Regions from separate parts of the Homo sapiens genome. Here region 2 is linked to region 1. The links are chromatin contacts, found by Hi-C or POLR2A ChIA-PET in ENCODE. All regions are on one chromosome and are shown on one strand. Each heading gives the region's core, a stretch centred on a gene start or an enhancer-like site at or near the end of the contact. The rest is flanking DNA. Distances are from core to core; before and after follow the strand shown.

Region 1 (7,618 bases), core at 2,608-5,107:
TAAATGCACACAATCCCACAAAATTTTGCATTCCACTTCAAAGGGCCCCTTGATTCCCTTTGTGGTGCATCCACAGATTATAGATCAAAAAACTAATATATTGGAATTTGAGCTTAGAATACACGTCTGATTTTGCCAGAACAATTTGGATTGGTTCTAAAAAACAAAAAACTTCACAATTTTGGTTTTCTATTGCTGAGCTAAAATATTCTATAGTATAAATCATGCTGCTGGGCTAGATGGCCTTTAAAATCCCTCCAAACCTAGGATTATATTGCATTATGATTCATCCTTATTGGCTAGTTAGACTGTTCTGATTTCACTGCTCTATTGCACCACCGTTACTTCACTCAAGTCATATCCAACTGGCCTCAAGTTTATTCCCCAGAAACTGTAGTCATAAATTTATCTTCCAATTTCCTTTGCTTAATTTGGAAAACATTTAGTGAATTTAAAAGTCAAAGAATAAAAAGCATGGCAAATAGCTTATTTATTACACAAGTACATACTTCTCATGACAAGGAACAAGAGAGGAAGTATCTTTTGGCCATAGCATTTAATTTTCACAATTCACAATCTTCTTTAGCTTGTCAATTCCATTGTTTCCTTCTTTTCTACACTACTTTTTCAACAGAAAAATATTTCCATTTTTACAAAAGGACATCTTTATCCAAGTGTGCATACCCAATGAGCAAGATCTCTTCTGCTTGAGAAGGGCTACTGTGCCATAAATCAGCAAAGATATTTTCAGAAATCCCAAGAGCAAATTGTGACCTTGAATATATCATGTATTTTCCAGGACTTTTGAAAAACTTTAGAGGCAGAAAACTCACTAAACATTAAAATTTGTGTTTGTGTAATATGAATCAGCCAGTTGGTTACTAGAAATTGCAGCTCTAAATGTGGATTTTCCAAATATAGGAATGTTTGATATTTGAAAGAAAAAGTTCAGACTTTAAATTAAATGCATGTAAGTGAATCAGCAAATCTGAGTCTGCCTAAATTTTCTCAAAATGAGATTTGATTTAGCCTCAAGTGTGAGTCAACTAACTGGCTACTTACTAACTGGTGTTATGGCCTTTCCAGTTGCCTTTCTGCCTTGTCCTCTTTCCTGCCTAACTTGAAATTTTCACTATACAAAATTCCTACATGTAACCTAGACCAGGATGCTAGCCTCTCACTAGTACAGAGCAGACCAGGGCATTATTGAGTTGATGCCTTGCTTCTGAGGATAACACACATACTTTAATGCCAGTAAAAGGAGAAAACTGAAGGCTGTATTCTCAAATCTACACACACACACACACACACACACACACACACACACACACTCCTTCCTGAAAAAAGCAAATCTGAGTGTTCTGAATGATGGAATAAGCTTAGGGACATCAGCACAGAGCTATCATCAGCATCAGAGCAGTGAAGATATCTAGAAAACACATCACCTGCTTTACGTTTTTTCTATCATCAGTGCAAGGGTCAGGGAGCCCTAAAATTTTCTTTCTTCCAAGATGGGGAGTTCTAGAATGGTCCATAAAATAAGTATATCTGTGTTTTCTCTCCAACTGAATCATTCACGTGTTACTTTCTGGCATGTCCCACACCTAAGGAACCGCTGCATTGACAAGTGTAAATAATACATCTTAAGACCAGGTATGGTAGGTAGCTCATGCCTATAATCCCAGCACCTTGAGGGGCTGAGGTGGGAAGATCGCTTGAGGCCAGGAATTTGAGACCAGCCCAAGCAACATAGGGAGACCCACATCTCCACAAAAAGTAAAAAATTATCTGGGTGTGGGCTGGGTGTGGTGGCTCACGCCTGTAATCCCAGCACTTTGGGAGGCCGAGGCGGGTAGATCACAAGGTCAGGAGATCGAGACCATTCTGGCTAACACAGTGAAACCCTGTCTCTACTAAAAAAAATACAAAAAATTAGCCCGGTGTGGTGGCGGGCGCCTGTAGTCCCAGCTACTCGGGAGGCTGAGGCAGGAGAATGGCGTGAACCCGGGAGGTGGAGCTTGCAGTGAGCAGAGATGCGCCGCTGCAGTCCAGCCTGGGCGACAGAGCGAGACTCCATCTCAAAAACAAACAAACAAAAAAAATTAGCTGGGTGTGGTGGCACACGCCTGTAGTCCCAGCTACTTGGGAGACTGAGGCAGGAGGATCACTTGAGCCTAGGAGGTCGAGGCTGTAGTGAGTCGTGATTGCCCCACTCCACTCCAGTGTGAGCAACAGAGTGAGACCCTGTCTCTAAAATAAATAAATTTTAAAAAATACATATTAAAACAAAAAGGAGTCATGCATCTCAAAGTGCAAGCCTGGTAGCTGGTAGCAGCTTTCTCAACCTGAGTGGCATTAGCTAGTTCATTCGCTCACATTAGAGAAAATTTCTTCCCTCTCACTAAACAAATCTTCTGAGTAATCACATATACCAAATATTGAGAGAACGTGGATCATTGGGACCTCATACATGGCTGGTAAAGTAGAATAATTGCTTTGGAAAAGCAATTTGGTGCTATCTTGTAAAGCAAAACATGCAAATAACCAGTAAATCCATTCTTAGGTGGACATAGAGTAGCCCAAGTGCACCAGGAGCCAAAGACAAGAATGTTTAGAGCAACTAATATGGTTAGGCTCTGTGTCCCCACCCAAATCTCATCTTGAATTGTAATCCCCATAATCCCCATGAGTTGTGGGCGAAACCTGGTGGGAGGTGATTGGATCCTGGGGGCAGTTGCCCCCATGATGTTCTCATGATAGTGAGTGAGTTCTCATGAGATCTGTTTGTTTGATAAGTGTGGGGCTTTTCCTCCTTCATGCACTTCTCTCTCTCACCTGTTGCCATGTAAGAGGTGCCTCTTCCCCTTCTGCCATGATTGTAAGTTTCCTGGGGCCTCCCCAGCCATGCAGAACTGCGAGTCAATTAAACCTCTTTTCTTTATAAATTACCCTCTCTGGTATGTCTTTATAGCACTGTGAAAACAGAATAATACGGCAACTCTGTTCAGACTTCTAAAAAGTGAGAAAGTACCCAAATGCCAACAGGGATACAAATAAATAAACCTGGTCTAGTCATACAAAGTCCTAGTACACAACAGTGAAAGTGAATGACCACAGAGCAGCATGCATAAAACTTAGAACAAAATGTTAAGTGATGAAAAGGCAAGTCCCGAATACTATAGATAGTATGATACCACTTTTAGAACACTCAGAAACTAAACACTATCTTGTTAAGATATAGGCATATGTGATAGAATCATTTTTGAAAGCAAGGAAATTAAAAACATAAGACTTTGGATCCTGGTCATCCTGGGTTGGGGGAGGCAGAGAGGGAGGGCTAGGAAAGAATACCCAGTGGAGGCTAATTTTTGGCGATGTAGTAATTCTTGGATTGTGGACACTTTATGACTCATAAAGAGGTCACACATATTCTTTTGTATATATCAAATATCATATTAAGGACATAGAGGAGAAAGGAAGATGTTAAGGGTTATCTTCTTTCATTTCTTTCTAGTCCTCAACAAGGAGAAATAAATAACTGAGAGGCTCAGAGAAAGTCCGATTGTTAGAGAAATTGCGGTCATGTCTCTCTTGAACTTTTTGCTGCCTTCAACACAATGCTTTCTTCACAGGAAGTGTCCAGGCAAAACCTCATTATCAACTCCAAACATGAAGCTCATGTCCAACAGGACATGGGAAGCTTTCAGTTGCCATACGCTGCCCCCAGAGAATCCACTCATTTTGTGTGCTTGTCGACTGTCATAGCTCAACTTGAGTGTCCACACGATAAGCTCTTCAAGGCAGAACATTTCCAGCTGTTGTGGTCAGACAGCAGCAGGTTCTTATCTGAGGACAGCAGGGCCATGTGGCACACCACAGCCGGGGCAGTGTCAGGGGAAGCATGTGGTCTCTGTACACAGTAGCAGGGTCCAATAGACAGCAATTAGCACCGGGAGAATGAAGATGAACGGGACATATACATAACCTTCATAAAAATGTCACAGGGAAAAAGACTCACAAACCATATGGATCCATGCTGGGGCTTTCCCAGGCATGGCCTTTTATGAGAGGTCTTTTCTCTGCTGTGTCTTCCTGGCCAGTTCTAAAAAGGGAAGTAAAGTAATAGGCTGCCTAGGTGATGTTGGATCAAATGTAAAGGACATTTAAATCCACATGTTGTAACTTTCTCCACTCTGAGTTTTCTTGATCAGTTGTCTCATCAGCATCATATGTTGATTGTTAATTAGATGGACCACCTCCTCTTGTACTATTTTCTCTTTCAGTTTTAGTGATATTTTTCTGAACCTATGAATATTTCAGAAATTTCCTCATCCATTTTCGAAAGACCAATACTTGGGTGTTCTTAGTTGTTAGCAAAGAAACAGAAATCCTCACTGGCTGACTTAAACAGAAATATAATTATTCAAAAGGATTTTGTCTCACTTACAAGATCATTGAGGTGGCTGCATAATCAGTCCCAGGAAACTGACTGTGCCTGACCCCATTCTAGGTACTCGAGAAATATCTCTGAAGGAAATAAACAAATGCCTCCACCCTCTTGAAACTTATACTCTAGGTTAGGGTCGGGGAGAGTGAGTTATTGGGAGACAGACCATACCAATGGATACCATAAAGAAGTAAGTTAGGTAAGATGATTGTAAGTGATAAATGTTTTAGAAAAAAGGAGAGCAGAGTAAGTGGAATGTGTTAGGGTTCTTCAGAAAAACAGTCAGGTTGACACATAAAATTAACCATTACAGGAGATAAGAAGGGTGGGTGTAGAGGGGCTTACATGTGCAGTTTTTAAATGGTGTGGTCAGGAAGGTATCATGAAAAGGCTGACATTCAAGCAAAGATTTGCAGAAGCATAGGAATGAGAGAACTTGTTGTGCCCATTGCAAAACATACAATATGGCATGTGGACCATTTCAGAAGGCACAAGGAAATGATTTCTGGGATTGGGGAGGGTGGGAGGGAGGTAAGAATGAGGGATGTGCTAAGCCTTATGGGGAATAAAGAGATAAGGGGGTTAACTGGGAGCATGGGGCTTTTTTTGCTAATTGATATAAACAGAGAAAAAGGGCTAAATGAGAGTATTCCTGGATGGATTCAAGGCAGAGAGTGTGGACTAGAGGAAAATAAATTTGGGGTAGCTTTGTCTTAGGCTTAATTTGCAGGTCCTTTCTGGCCCCTGAAAATGGTGGCAAAGGCCCAGGGAGAGAGTGGCCTCAGACTCAGTGCACTTATTGGAAGAGATGTCTGCTTATTTTGGGTTTTTAGGGTCTGTCTTAATATGTTAATAGAGTTAAGATTTTTGGAGAAGCTGGTGGTTATTCCCAGTGTGCAGACCTCTCTTGACACTTGATGACAGGGTAGAAAGTCTAGGTGATTTTGGTGGAGTCATCTGACCAGCTGCATCTAGGTCATGTTCCCATCCCTATTCCCAAAGGAGATTGGTAAATAGAATATCTGACTCATGATGCAAAGTCCTCAAACATTACACAGGGATTTGGATGCTGGACCATTGAAAAAGAAGGAAGATATTTAATGTATTTTTTAGTCTAGCCTTTTTAAAATGTAATGAATTTTGGGTTCTTCATAATACAAAATCCTCTTCTATCATTTTCTTTACAGTTTATTTGTTGAGGAATCTGGGCCATGTGCCCTGTAGTTTCTACCATCTGGACCTGCTGAGTGCATATTCATGGTGCTGTTCAACATGTTTCTCTGTTCTCTGTATTTTCTGCAAACTGGCAGATGAATTTAGTCTTTTTTTTTTTTTTTTTTTTTTTTTTTGAGATAGAGTCTTCCTCTGTTGCCCAGGCTGGAGTGCAGTGGTGTGATCAGGGCTTATGGCGGCCTCAAACTCTCAAACTCCTGGCCTCAAGGGATCCTTCCAGCTTAGCTTCCTGAGTAGCTGGGACTACAGGCACACACTAACATGCCTGGCTAATTTTTAATTTTTTTTTTTTTTGTAGAGATAGGGTCTCATCATGTTGCCCATGCTGGTCTGAACTCTGGGACTCAAGCGTTATGCTTCCACCTCAGCCTCCCAAAGTGCTGGGATTACAGCTGTGAGCCACTGTGGCTGGCTTGAATTCAAAGTTTTGATCTGACTTAAATGAAACCTTTTTTTTTTGCAAGATATACGAAGTGTTATTTCATCAGGAAGCAAATAATGTCTGGTTATCTTTTTTTGGGAGGTATTTTTAGCTACTATTGATGCCATATGCCTGGATCAATTAGTTCTGGGTTACAAAAGGATAGTTTTTTAAATTCCACATATTATTTTTAATTTATTATATTTCAACTTTAAATGCACTTTATTTTTTAGAACAGTTTTAGATTTACAGAAAAAGTGAGCCGATAGTACAGTGTGCCTACATTCCCTTCTCTCCATATAACCAGTTTCCCCTGTTACTATCTTACGATAGTACAGTATGGTTATTATAATTAATGAACCAATATTGATATAAGATTATTAACTATACCTAATGCCCTTTTTATGTGGCAGGATCCCATCTTAGCCTGCTTGGGCCACCATAATACTGTTACCGAAACATTAGGGGTTTGGTCTAGGTCCTGCTGCTTGCTGCACAGAAAGCCAATCACTGAGACAAGTATTGCCAAGGAAGAAGGCTTTAATTGGATGCTGCAGCTGAGGAGATAGGAGGTGAGAGTTCAGTCTCAAATCCATTTCCCTGACTGACTTAAACTAGGGGTTTATATAGCAGGGGAGAACTGTAACAATGTGTAAGAAAACAAGAACTAGGGAGGGGCAAGGAAGCAATCGTGGTGAATGAGGGGTCCCACATCTGATGCGGTGATCTGGTGAGTTTCAGTTCTTTAATACTTTATTTAGAGGCCTGAAGGTCCTGTCCAAAGGAAGGAACGCAGATAGAACAAATATAAGTTTCAAGCCTTAAGACCAGAAGGGTCAATTTCTATGTTTATCAAAAGATCAGCCTATAGGACCAGTGGGTTGGTTTCTTCCAGTTCTGGAAGCTGGGAAGTTCAAGATCAAGGTGTTAGCTGATTCAATTCCTGGTGAGGGCCCTCTTCCTGGATTGCATGCAGCTGCCTTTCTCCCACATCCTCACATGGCAAGGAGAGAGGGCAAGCTCTCTGGTGCCTCTTTTAAGGGCATTAATCACATCATGGGGGCCCCACCTGCGTGATCTCATCTAACTATTATTATCACTCAAAGGCCTGCATATCCAAATACTATCACATTGGGGGTTAGGGATTCAACATATATGAATTTAGGGAGAATACACATATTCCATCCATAACAACCATAATACATTTAGTCATCATTTCTTTTAGGCTTCTCTTGGCTGTCACAGTTTCTGAGACTCCTTGTTTTTGATAACCTTGAGAGTTTTTAGTATTGTAGAATGTTCCTGCATTGGGGTTAGTCTGATATTTTTCTCATGATTAGACTGGGGTTATGAGTTTTGGGGAGGAGATCATTTTTCCCTTCCCCCCTGCCAGAATCTGGAGGGAATCCTCGTATCTTCACTGGTAGAACATGGTGCGGTTCCTGGACATAAGACCCATGAAAAACTGTGGCCCTTAGGACTTTCTAACTCTCATACTAGTCCATATTCATTCAGTC
Region 2 (7,618 bases), core at 2,103-4,602, 40 kb before region 1:
TTTCACACCTTTGCCAATGTGTTGGGGGAAACCATTTGCTTTTACTTGATTTCCAGTGGGATTTTATACTTAAAAGTGTGTTTTGGCCATTTTACTTCTTTTTTATTCTTCTTTTGTGAATTAACAGTCCTTACCCTTTATATATATAAAATATAAGGCCAGACACAGAGGCTCAGGTCTGTCATCCCAGCACATTGGGAGAATGAGGATTGCTTGAGCCCGGGAGTTGCAGACTAGCCTGGGCTAGATGGTAAGATCTCAGTCTCTGAAAATAATTTAAAAATTTATTTTAAATTTAGTCCTAGCTACTGGGGAACTGAAGCAAGAGGATCCCTTGAGGCCAGAAGTTTGAGGCTATAGTGAGCTATGATCATGCCACTGCACTGCAACCTGTGGAACAAAGTGAGGCCCCATCTCTTAAAAAATAAATAAAATAAAATAACAGATGCTCATCTGTCTCTTATTGATTTGGAAAACTTTAAAAATATTAAACAGACTACTTTGTGAGGCTGAGGCGGGCAGATCACGAGCTCAGGAGATTAAGACCATCCTGGCTAACACAGTGAAACCCCGTTTCTACTAAAAAATACAAAGAAATTAGCCGGGCATGGTGGCAGGAGCCTGTAGTCCCAGCTACTCTGGAGACCGAAGCAGGAGAATGGCGTGAACCCAGGAGGCAGAGCTTGCAGTGAGCTGAGATCACGCCATTGCACTCCAGCCTGGGGGAAAGAGCAAGACTCCATCTCAAAAAAAAAAAAAAAAAAAAAAAAAAAAAAAATTAAACAGACTACTTGCCTATCGCTGTATTGAAAATATTACCCTCAATGTTTTTCTTGTTTGCTTACTTTTTTTGTTAACAGATTTAAAAAATAACTTTTATGAAGTCAAATCTGTCAGTCTTTCCTTTCTATCTTTTGCCTTTAGTGCCACATATGAAAAATTATTCTATACACTCCCAGCTCTATACATTGATATTTTTGAAAAATTTTTACCTTTATGATTGTGGTGATTTTTCACTGTGTCAACTTAGCTCCTTGCAAGTACATTTAACAGAATTCCATCCCCTGCATAGTTCCAAGTTTGCCTGAGCCAGAAGAGACATTTTGTGTGAGATTTGGAAGATGAAAGTAAAGGAGGGATATTTGCCTGTATGCTCAAAAGTTTGGCTCAGGGTCAGCAGGCGCTGTTGCAGCTTAGGCATGTTGTCAACCACCTGCTACTCCACCTGGTTGGTCCTGCCAGGTTCTCCTCCATCTTCTTCAACTCTGGGGCCGGGTGGGTGTTTAGAGCTATCAGATGAGACCTGGCATCTCCTGAAGGACCCCTGCACCACTGCATTTGGAGGTCTGGGGTTAAGTTAAATTCAAAAATTAATTACAGGAGAATAAATATCTTTAATATAATGTTTATAATTAGTAACATAGGATATTGTTTCATTTATTCAATTCTTTGACATATCATTTTCTTAATATAGTTCCTTCATATTAAAAAATTAATACAAGTAATTTATATATGTTTTGTTATTTCTAGTGGAATCTTCTACTAACATATATGTACATATATGGGTATGTATGTGTGTGTATACATGTATATACTTCTACTAACATATATATGTACATATATGTGTGTGTGTGTGCGTACTGAGGGACAAAGTTGTCCGTCAGTATCCATGGGGGATTTGTTCCAGAACTCCTGCAGATACCAAAATCTGTGGATACTGAAGTTCTTTATATTTGTTTATAACTTAATGCACATCCTCCTGTACACTTTAAATCATCTCTAGATTACTTATAATACATAATACAGTATAAACTCTATATAAATAGTTATGTTTTTATTTATGTAATTATCTTTTATTGCTGTATTATTTTTTGTGTGGGCATGTGATTTTTTTGGAATATTTTGTGTCCCTAGTTGGTTGAACCCATGGATGCTAAACCCTCAGATGCAGAAGGCTGAAAGTGTATATATTTCAATTACATCCATAGGTATACAAGAGCACTAATGTTTTTTTCTTGGTATATTTAGCTCACAATCAGCCACCTTTCTGAAATTTCTTTGTTCTAGTAGTTTTTTTGGGGGAGCGGTTTGATAGAGAGGTGCAAATAATGATACTTTGTATTTTCTTTTACAATATTTGTCAATCTCTTTATTTTTTACACTTTCGTTACAATTTCAAATATCTAAGCAATTCTAATCTGTTTGACGTCTTTTTTTTTTTTTTTTTTTTTTTTTTGACAAGAGTCTCGCTCTGTGCCCATGCTGGAGCGCAGTGACGCGACGTCGGCTCACTGCAAGCTCCGCCTCCCGGGTTCAAGCGATTCTCCTGCCTCAGCCTCCCGAGTAGCTGGGACTACAGGAACATGCCACCACGCCCGGCTAATTTTTTGTATTTTCAGTAGAGATGGGGTTTCACCGTATTAGCCAGGATGGTCTCAATCTCCTGACCTCGTGATCCGCCAGCCTTGGCCTCTCAAAGTGCTGACATTACAGGTGTGAGCCACCGCACCCAGCCTGTTTGAGATTTTTAGCAGTGTGTTTTTACTTAATTAGCTGGTATGGATAAGATAATAAGCATTGCTTTCTGGTGAAGTAGAATTGGTGCCAAGCAGTGTTTTTCTAGGAGGCTCGACCAATTAGTAGTTGTAATTAAAGCTGAATATAGTTATATAATACTTGAATTTTCTAATCCTTTGCATTTGAAAATATGTGCACAGAAGTGCGCATGTGTATGTGTGTGTGTGTGCGCACACACACACACAGCTGAATCTCCAGAAACCCTAAGTAGGTTTCTCCCCTGCCTCTCACCCTCAGCACAGCTAGGTCACCTTCTTCTTCTGCATCAAAACCTGGTTCCAAGACCCCAAGGACCAGCGGGCCAGGTTCTTCTCTCACCTGAGAGAAAAAGTCAGCATTTGCAAATGATTAAAATATTAAAGTATTATATAATTAGATAATTAACAACATAACAACTATTTACATAGAGTTTACATTGTATTAGGCACAATGAAATCTACACCATGTAACAGGCATCATGAAGCAATGATGGAAAATAAATCGACATAAATGAAATCTCAGCTGAATTTCTCTTGGGTGAAAAAAGAGCCTGGTGCCCTGGTCCTTGGGGTCTTGGAACCAGGTTTTGATGCAGGAGAAGAAGGTGACCTAGCCCCTCTGAGGGTGAGAGGCAGGGGAGAAACTGACTTAGGGTTTCTGGAGATTCGGCTGTGTGTGTGTGTGTGTGTGTGTTCACTCATGCGTAGATGTTGACAGTGGACAGACGGGAGTGAGCCTCCTGTTAATTGCAAAATAATAGATCGTGTTACATGTCTCTCCCTCCCCTTCCCTTTGCTCTCTCCGTGTCACCTTGTAGTCAGCATAGGAACAGCTTGGGTGGTAATTAGGCTGTCTCTGCCCACATTAGGAGTTGCTGCAGGGGGAGCCTAGCTATTGTATAACACTTGTTTAGATTTCTCCACTGTGGGATTTCTGGCTGAAGCCTTCTAATGGACAAGCAATGAACTCTCTTGGGAAGATATCTTTTTTCCTGCCACTACCACAGCTGGGGTGTGGTTTTCATTCTGTTCTCCAAAAATGACTGTCACTCAGACAACCTCTATATCCAAAGCCAAAGCTCACTAGCCTAGGCCTTTCTCATAAAAAGGATGGAAATTTTTCACTGAAGCACTTTTTTTTTTTTACACCCAAAGTCATTGACTCCTGTCAGGTTATAGTGTCACCCTCAGCCCCTCTTAGCCTCAGAGGACCTGGGAATGAGCAGGATGTGATTTCTTTGCATTTTCTGGTCCAAATTATTGAATAATAAGTGTATGAGAAAAGACTTTCGCTAGGTGATTAAATTCCCTTACATGCTTTGCCTGTATTCATTGGTTTGGGGAAATAATGGTAGAATTTATTTTAAAAACTTTCAAAAATAGATTGGAAAATTATGCAAGAAAATTCTCCTGTGGTTTTATTTTGTATAAATTGTGAACAGCTGCGTCTGACTCTCAGTGTCATTGTGAACTGGTCACAGATTTTTTTTGGAGTTACTCAAGAATTTGGTGGCAAGAATCAGTCCAAATATTCATATGACATAGAGTTTAGTTCTTCCAACACCCAGTTCAGACAGATGTTTCTTCACCTGTGTTCTTCTCACCTCTAGGTCCTCAGTTTTATAGAAACCCTTAACTTCTTATGCTAAAGGAAAGTAACGGAAAAAGTGACAAAGATGGTGATGCTAATCCAGAGGAATGGGTGACTGGCAAATGTTATGCTTCAGATATTAGGGAGAGTTCAGGGAGAAGCATGTTAGGGACAGGGGCTTTCTTGGGCCACTAAATTGGACAGCGTGGATTGCTGCCCATACGTGGAGCCTGCCTTGTGTGCAGAAGCAACTGAAAGGAAGGCATTTTCCTTAATGATCATAGCACAAAATTCATGTTGAGTTTTGACTTTTGGTGTACTCTAGCAGTTAGTTTGTTATTATTGCTGTTTTCATTGTAATTGCATCCTTGATTAGGCTCTGCTACTTTGGACTGAGCTGGACACAGGGATCATATCTTACAGGAAAAGCACCGTGTGCTGTTGGTATATGATAGGCTTGGCTCTGTGTCCACACCCAAATCTTATCTCGAATTGTAATCACCACTTGTTGAGAAAGGGACCTGGTGGGAGATGACTGGATCATGGGCGAGGTTTCCCCCATGCTGCTCTCATGATATCAAGGGAGTTTTCACAAGATTTGATGGTTTAAAAGTGGCAGTTTCCCCTGTGCGCTCTCTCTCTCCTGCGCTAATGTAAGAGGTGCCTTTCTTCCCTTTTGCCTTCCGCCATGATCGTAAGTTTCCTGAGGCCTTCCTAGTCATGTGGAACTGTGAGTCAATTAAATTTCTTTCCTTTATAAATTACCCAGTGTCAGGTAGTATCTTTATAGCAGTGTGAGAACAGACTAATGTAGTAGACGTGGAGTCAGTGCACACCCCCACCCTCTCACCTGCTCATGCTCACATATCCTCACCTGCTTCCAAAAGCATCAATCCAGAAAGATTTCAGGAAGAACCTGGAAAATGGCCTTCACATGAGAGAGCTGGGAGAGCCCCAACCTAAAAGCACAAAACATCATATCTTTTAAAAAGGTGATTTTGAAATCCTTAAAACCTTGACAGATACCCTTAAGCTGCTTTTCTAATGATGTCTTCACAGGGAAGAAAAGTTCTTTAGAAAAGGCAAAAATCAATATTTTGTTTTGTTTACAGAGCAAGCATATAAGTTAACCATACTTATGAAGTGGAATGAAAGACTCCTGCAAATGTTCATGGGAAAACATCAGGGATACTGTACTTCTTTCTTTCCCTTCTTCCTACTTCTCTTACTTATCATTTGGATATTTCATAACATATAACACCTAAGATCTAAACATTTTAATGCCTACTGATTGAGTCTTAACACTCTTAATCAGACAAATTAAACAAAATAGTCTAATAAAAGTGATTTTTGCTCAAGTATACATTAAGATAACACTTTATTAGGCATAGAAATGAGAGGCCTCTTCTCGGCTGGTTTCCCACAGCAAGGGAAGTGCTCAACACGCAGTGCTGGTCATGTGTTCCTCATTCACTGTATACTACCAAGGTCGATTTCTCAGGTTGGGCAGGTTTAGAGGTGTTAAACTTAGCAACCAATTTTCAATAATAATAGTAGCTACAATCAGTAACTTATGTACCTCTCATTTAGAGCCAGGAGCTGTTCCAAGCATTTTCACATCTATCAATCCATCTAATCCTTGCAACTAACCTATGAGGTAGATGTGACAATTATTATGTCTATTCTATAGAGTGGGAAATTCAGGCACAGAGAGGTTGCATGATTGCTTTGAGATCACACAGCTAGAAATTGGGGAGCTAGACTTTAAACCCAGGCATTCTGGTTCCAGGGTATACATTTTTAACTGCTGTTCTATCCTGCCTCAAAAGTAGAAGGAGCTTTGAATCAGGTCTAAATAACAATAAATTCAGAGCGTTAGTCAAAATACAAATTGCGCTTCATTTCAGAAATCAATTTGTAGCCTTGCATTTTAGTTTTCATGTTCTTTTGATTCATTCGGCAAATATTTACTGATGTTATCATAAGCCAAGAGTCTTCCAAAGGTGCTGGGAATAGAAGTTTTTTCATGGAAACTGCATTCTCAGGTAAAACGTGAGACAAAGCCAGATTAGGTGTGAAACATGTTTAAGATAAAACTGGATTTTCAGAATAATATTTTCACAAGCAGAAAATATTTTTCCCTTAAAAATAGTCACCTAAATAAATTATTTTTACTCTTAAGTGGGTGAAAAGTATTACTAAAATAGAATAATTATTCAAATTTTTAAAATTACAAATAAAAATCATATGTATTTATATGTACACATGATGTTTTGATGTGTGTAACCTTGTTAAATGATTAAATCAAGCTAATTAACATATCCATCACCTCATGGGCTTGCCTTTTTTATTTTTGTAGTGAGAACATGTAAAATCTACCCTGTTAGCAATTTTCAAGTATCTGTTATTACTAACTGTAGTCACAATAGTAATAATTATTATAATATTATCTATTAATTATAAATAAATTAATATTTAGAACTTAGTCATCCTACCGAAACTTTGTACCCTTTGGCCAACATCTCTCAATTTCCCATCTCTCCCACAGCCCTTGGTAGTCACCATTCTGCTCTCTGCTTCTATGATGAGTTTTTAGATTCCATATATAAGTGAGATTATGCAGTCGATATTTGTCTTTCTGTGTCTGGCTTATTTCACTTAGTAAAAATGGAATAATTCTAAATCTTCATGTGAAGCCATTTCGATTCAAGGTAGAAATACTTGCAGTAGTGTTTTATGTGGATGAAGCAGAGTTTAGCTTCTCAGGGACATTTGGGCAGAAGTATGTGGTTATAATATCAGAAAGATTCTAGAATATTTTAGTTACAGTAAAGCACAAGAATATCAATTCCCTTGGAAAGGAAGAATGCAAACATTAATAATTATCTAAAGTCTTTATAAAGAACAGAATCAAAAGAAAGTGTCCTGGGAAAGGAGAAAAAGGGGAGGAGGCTGAGTAGAGATATAGTGCAAGGATAGATAAGGACAGCCAGATGCAGATGCATTCTCATTCTAAGATCATGAAAGACAATAAAAAAGGATTTGAAGAGGGGAAGAGTGAGGTGGTAAATGAGGAGGACAAAGGTAGCTGCAGAGAAGTCTATCCACTAAAAATCTCAGTTCAATCAAGTTAGTGATATTTGTGACACATTTTAAAAAGTTATAGTCACTTCTCAAGTGGGTGAAAAATAATTCAGGCAGCTGAAAAGCAGGAATTGACAAACAGCTGAAGACATTATGTAAAATAAAAAATACTGATGTACTTGTTCATTTTATCTGGCTTGTTTGAAAATGAGAATTAGAAAAATCAGAAATATAAAAAATGGCAAATCACATATGTACTATTTATTAACCAAAAAGAAATTCTATTCTTATTACTGTTGACATCCTTAGAATTTAAGAAAATAATAAAAAATGTAAAAAAGATCTTGGCTAATAAACATTAATATACATTTAGATTATTCATGGAGTT

What was found. Hi-C counts contacts between places; a loop is a spot of excess contacts on that map. ChIA-PET counts read pairs that join two places held with the same protein, here RNA polymerase II (POLR2A). Pooled maps may share reads with other maps.
Region 2: a loop to region 1 is called in a map of MCF 10A, with 5 times the contacts of the local background. The contact joins two enhancer-like sites. A Hi-C loop is called at or near these places in 8 of 168 maps with a recorded cell type or tissue (K562, MCF 10A, ascending aorta and 5 more), 2 of 37 single-sample maps with no recorded cell type and 4 of 50 pooled maps. POLR2A ChIA-PET finds 5 or more read pairs at or near these places in 3 of 52 experiments (MCF 10A, PC-3 and PC-9).

Annotation. Positions count from the first base shown.
Region 1 is chr6:133,697,995-133,705,612 of GRCh38, reverse strand. All of the region lies in intron 4 of TARID (TCF21 antisense RNA inducing promoter demethylation), which reads left to right. Among named protein-coding and RNA genes, the nearest start is that of LINC01312, 120 kb to the left of the region's middle. RefSeq lists a cis regulatory region at 3,842-3,859 and an enhancer at 3,779-3,923. Within about 2 kb of position 3,857, at least 2 of the 41 ENCODE cell types and tissues checked have a DNase peak (open chromatin) inside an H3K27ac peak, as active enhancers do.
Region 2 is chr6:133,737,410-133,745,027 of GRCh38, reverse strand. The region is part of intron 4 of TARID (TCF21 antisense RNA inducing promoter demethylation); the gene reads left to right. Among named protein-coding and RNA genes, the nearest start is that of LINC01312, 80 kb to the left of the region's middle. Within about 2 kb of position 3,352, at least 3 of the 41 ENCODE cell types and tissues checked have a DNase peak (open chromatin) inside an H3K27ac peak, as active enhancers do.